2 separate regions of the Mus musculus genome follow, and region 1 is linked to region 2. The links are chromatin contacts, found by Hi-C in ENCODE. All regions are on one chromosome and are shown on one strand. The core of a region is the stretch at or near the end of the contact, and the rest is flanking DNA. Distances in the headings are between cores, read along the strand shown. Region 1 holds the start of Mak16 (MAK16 homolog). Region 2 holds the start of Eif4ebp1 (eukaryotic translation initiation factor 4E binding protein 1).

Evidence for each region. A loop is a pair of places that touch in the nucleus more often than their neighbours do.
Region 1: a map of T-helper 1 cell shows a loop between it and region 2 (4-fold over the local background). The contact joins the promoter of Mak16 here to the promoter of Eif4ebp1 in region 2. A Hi-C loop is called at or near these places in 2 of 37 maps with a recorded cell type or tissue (T-helper 1 cell and T-helper 17 cell).

The regions. Positions count from the first base shown.
Region 1 is chr8:31,167,382-31,170,081 of GRCm38, forward strand. It overlaps Mak16 (MAK16 homolog), which reads right to left and starts at 1,343. Exons shown (of 10, transcript NM_026453.3): 1 at 1,284-1,343. The coding sequence starts at 1,298.
Region 2 is chr8:27,258,952-27,261,651 of GRCm38, forward strand. It overlaps Eif4ebp1 (eukaryotic translation initiation factor 4E binding protein 1), which reads left to right and starts at 1,376. Exons shown (of 3, transcript NM_007918.3): 1 at 1,376-1,599. The coding sequence starts at 1,458.

The DNA.
Region 1 (2,700 bases), core at 93-2,592, 3.9 Mb after region 2:
TCTCCAAACACAAACCCTGGCGTTTGCTGGATGAGAACAATCCTACGGTCCTTACATCCCGGAACCTGGTGAAGTGCATAGTATATAAAAACGGTGCATCAAGTTGCAATCACTAAAGCCACATATGGGGGTGTGTGTGTGAGCATAAAGGTCTCTAGATGGACTGCACTGAAGAGCCAAGAAGGACCCTAGAGCAGTTAAAGGGGGGAAGAACGAAGGGCCAAAGAATAAAACACACAGGGGTAAGGATTGTAGGAAACGAGAAGTGGAGTGGGTGTATTATTCAGCTTCGTGGTCAGACCTCTTACACATCATTTGGTCACACCTCTTTCCTGGGCACCGGATTTGTCTGTGCGCCCAGCTGCCCACTTAGCATCTCTAAAAGGATCCCGATGGTAAACATACCCCAGTGCAACTCTCATTTTCACGCTCTTCTTAAATTAAAAAAAAAAAAAAATACAACAGTTCTCCCTAGTTCCCACTAAAAAAGACCTGGAAACCATTTCCTTCAAGGTTCTCCCTGACCTTGTCCGGGCAAGCCTATCAAATCCAGTCTCCCCCTCATCCTCTGGATTCCTGTAACAAGTCCTTCCCTATCTCTCATCTTTGTACCTTTACTATTCCTACGGCTCTTCAGTGGCTGCCTCAGTCCCAATTCTGGGGTTTTTAGCCCAATGTGACTGATCTACCGCTCTTTCTCCATTACTCCTCTTTCATAGTACCGTTATTCTCCATCCCCAGAGTGCTCATGAGAGCAGAGGTTTTTTTGGTTTTTTTTAAATGTCTTTTGCCCGACTGTTAACAACCAATCATCACACTGAACCTACACCAGTTGGATACTGGCTATGTACTTACAACTCTGTGAACAGACAAACGAAGTCTTACTTCCGAAACTACGCCTCGGGCAGGCTGCAGAGCAAAATAAAAAGCCTAACACTGGAGAGGTAGCGCTCATGGAGGAGTTCCCTAAGCACGGATTTTAAACATCGCATCTCTCCCGCCTTGCCACCCCGAGACAACTGCCGTTCAGATGGCAGCTGGCACAAAGGGCTTCACTGCCAAGCACTAGGGACTAAGGAAGCCCACCCGGCGGGCTGGGGCTGGGGTGGCCTGGCCTTCTACACGCGCGTGGGAAGCCACTATCGGAAATCGGGGCTCTGCAAGTCTCGCCATCCGGGAGAAGCGGAGACAAACGGGCCGTCTGAGCGTGCGGGACTGAATCCTAAATGAGCGAAATGCCGCGCAAAACCCAGTGGTGCCAAGGCGAGAGGAGGAAAACTCACGTCGTCCGACTGCATGGTGCCGGCAGCTCAGCTCGCCGCATTAGGAAGGACCGGGGAAGCGGCCACGCTTCTTCCGCGGAGCCACTTCCGGAGAGCCACTAACCTATCGCGAGAACGTCTCAGTGTCCCAGAAGCCCGTGACGTCCCCGGGCACAGTGAGCATGCGCGCTTCCGCGCCAGCGCACGCTTGGATCCTGGCGTGCTCGCCTCCGGCAGCCCTTGCCCTAGGAGCGCACATATCGTCTTGTCCTGCTTGCTGTGTCTCTGCGCGAGCTCCAAACCTCTAAAAAGTGGGGCTTCTTTGTCCTCTCTAACCCAAGGCGCACCCTCCGAGTCACTTGTGCACGCGCGGGGCTTTAATGCTAATTACCGTCCCATTTCTGGCCGTGGCCGCGTGCCTGGAAAGCCTGAAGCCGTCAGCTCTTTTACCAACCCGCGGGAACTTCTAGCAGCCATCTCCGTTCTCACTTTGAAACACACACGGCAGTGTCGTATGGGGAAACAACATAACAAACGAAAAAAACCTGTATGCATGTGACCCCCAAACGGACAGATTCTACTGTCGCTCCCTTGCTCCTTCTGTAAGGATCAAACTCGGGTTACCAGACTCACACTCCTTCCTGAGCCATTATCCAGGCCTGAGAAAGTGCTTTTAAAAGGTCAGCAGGAGTGATAATAAAATGAGGGTTGCTTCCCCAGTTCTCCCTTTTGAAAGCCATTAAGTAGTTCAAGTGATTTTGAAGAAATTGTCATGTGCCAAATACAGTCCCGGACAGAGCAATGAAGGGGAACAATGTTCTACACCCTCAAGGTCCTTACTTAGCAATGGGATTCAGAGACTTGTACCATAAACTGTATAATATAATGTTTAAGTACTGTTAAGTGCTGTAAAAGCAACGAGGCAGCTGTGAACACTCAGCTAGTGGGGAGGTTGGTTCGGGAGCTTGAGACCAACTTGAGTTTTACAGGGAGGTCATAGCCGGATGCTGGCAATGGTGATAACGATGAGGATAACGCAAAGTAAGTTAGTGGAGACAGGTTCTTTTAGAAAGGTTTATATGTAGCAGACAATGGCCTAGTCGGTCATCAATGGGAGGAGAGGCCCTAGATCCTGTGAAGGTTCTATGCCCCAGTATAAGGGAATGCCTGGAGTGGAATGCCAGGAATGGGAGTGGGTGGGCTGGGGAGCAGGGGGAGGGGGTAGGGGATTTTCGGAGGGGAAACTAGGAAAGGGAATAACCTTTGAAATGTAAATAAAATATCTTTTAAGAAAGGAAGGTTTATTGGGAGAATGCGGTAGAAGTAAGTGATAATTAGGTAGAGAATCACATTGAGGTAATGCAGTAAGTTGTGGCATCAGGGTGTGTGTGCCTTTTAAGGAAAGATAATGAAGAGCCCTACACTTAAGGAGATAGTT
Region 2 (2,700 bases), core at 126-2,625:
ACTCAGAAATCTGCCTGCCTCTGCCTCCCGAGTGCTGATCCCCCAACCTTCCCTTCCCGAGTTCTAGGATTATAAGCTTACAAAGTGCCACCACGTTCAGTTTTTATGTTGATGCTTCGGATTTAACCGTGGACTTAGTGTATACGTGGTAAACTGTCTACCAAGTGAGCTGTGTTCCAAGCTTCCCCTTCCCCGTGTTTTTTTTTCTCTCTCTCTTTCACGGTTTAAGACAGCGTCTTAACATGTCTGGCCCAGGCTGTGCATCAAACTCGCCACAACCATGTCTGCCCTCAGCTTTTCTGTAATGCTCCTGTCTCAGTTTCTCTGAGCTAGCATGCCCAGCTTAAGTCTCTCTCTCTTCTTTCTGTGTCTGAGACAGGGTTTTGCTGGGTAGCACAGGCTAGAATCCTCCTGCTTCAGTCTCCTCATTGCTGGGACAAGTGTGGACCACTTGAATGCTGAACTTGGATGTTGGACTTTATAAACAGGCCCTTCCCTGAAATCGTAGTTCCAGGAAATCTGGGGCCTCTAGAACAACCAAACAAGGCAAAAAGCAAAACCCCTTTCAACATGCTTCTCCCAAAGGGAGGAAGGTGGCCCAGTGTGTTCTCTCAGGCCAGCCCGGACAACAGTGAGAACAGGGTTCTGGCCCTCCCTCGGCTGTCAACTTGGGATCCTCCTAGGGCTTCAGCCTCCTCACGGTCGGGATTATAGGCATTTCCTACCATATGGAGATTGATTGACACAGACACTGTAACCGATTGGACATGCATTTTCCCTTCCCTCCCTAGTGACTACCAGACAAAGTGCTGGAGTGGAACCCAGTCCAAGTACTATGCGGATCTTTGACCGGTTAACTCTAATCCTCCCAGCCCACAGTACGCAGAGCTTCGATCCTGCCCATTCCTCATCAGATTTATATTCGGTTCCTAGCTGGCTGGCTAGGTCCCTCTTACTCTTCCACTACTCCTTCCAAGTCCAGGAATGTGCGCTGTGCAGCCGCTGCTCTGACTCCTAAAAACTGTAAAACTGTAAAAGCTGTAGAAACGTTAAGAATGGCGAAGGATCAGCCCACCCTTTCTTCTCTGAGGATCGGCCTGGGATCGAGAGGTCACATCCTAATATAGAAAGCAGGCGGTCTGGTGCGCTGAGACGCTGCCACCAAATCGGAGAGTTCTGCCACCGTCATCCCTACCTAGATCTTCCCAGAGTCTCGGGGAGGAACCAGGGAACCCAAGGGGCCCACACTGGGGTTCCTGCACTGGAGAGGACAGAAGCTGCCTAGGTCAGCAGCTGGGGAACCACTTGCAGGCAGCGGGCTGGGGCTGGGTGGGGCCGGGCGGACCGCAAGTCTCAGGGGGCGTGGAGCCCAGGCGGAAGGGGCGGGCCGGGCACGAGAAGGGCTGGGCCGAGGTGCCGCGGGGTTGCTGGAGGGTCGTGGGCGGCGTGCAGGAGACATGTCGGCGGGCAGCAGCTGCAGCCAGACTCCCAGCCGGGCCATCCCCACTCGCCGCGTAGCCCTCGGCGATGGCGTGCAGCTCCCGCCCGGGGACTACAGCACCACTCCGGGCGGCACGCTCTTCAGCACCACCCCGGGAGGTAGGCGCTGGCCGGGGTCACGGGCGACCTCGGGGGGCTGGAGGATACGTCGGGATCCGGAGTCTCACGTGCGACGGGGAGGGCGGCATTCGAGGGGTTCGGTAGCTGGCCAGAACGGACGAGGGGCGTCGGGAAAGCAGAAGGGTCACCGTCTCGGTTGCTCGCCTTCTGGGTGTGGTGGAGCGTGGTCTGGAACCCGGCTGCAAACTGCCTGCATTATTAGCCTTTTCCTGGGAGATACGGCAGAGTGCCCTGAGCATACAGATAGGCACTCTGCCAGGACCACCATGTGCTTAAGGGCGACCTCTGTGGGTGTCAGGGCAGTTTGGGGTGGGACAAGATCAGGGAAAGAGGCTGGCCTGGAGATTAAGTTTAGTTGATCTCCCTTGGAATAAGTGACGCCTGCACACTTTTTTTTTTTTTAACCTTTCCGGAGGCAGCCCTCTTTGCTTTGGACACTCGCTCATTAATGGAGGCTGGACGCTGAGGGTGCTTCTCTGCCACCTGTGGCTTGTGTTAAGAGAGAGATTCCTGCAGGGGCGGCGTCTGGTGTAGTGCAGAACAACACGTTCCTCGGGCCTGGGGGGCAGGGCACAGCGTTGAACTGGCCCAAGTGGCGGAGGATGAGGAAGAGGAAGCTGAGTTGGCGCGGGTGGGGGCCGGCCTCCGGGAACCAGGCATTCCCAGCTTGCCCTGGAGCCCCAGTATAGACGCTGATGAAACCTACCCGCCTGTTTGCATGATGAAATCCTCGTGGCTCACTACTTCCCTCCCAATCCTCGCGCCGCTCCCACCCACTTTTGCGCTTCTCCCCTCCCCGGTCTCCTCCCCCAACTACTCCTCTTACAACTCAAAAACAAGAGGAATCCTGGCGCGGTGATGAACCTTGGGCTACTGCTGGCGCAGCCGGGCCACATGCCTATTTTCTCGGGCAGCTGTCCCTGCACCAGGGAGCACAGCCAGATCCCAGAACCAAGGCACCGATGAAGGGATCTTGGAGCTCAGTCAGTGTCCACTGGGTTCTGTGATCTTCAGGACACAGCACCAAGGCCTCGCTGCTTGAGCACGTGTCTGTTGTGCATCGTCATGCTGAGTTCCTAC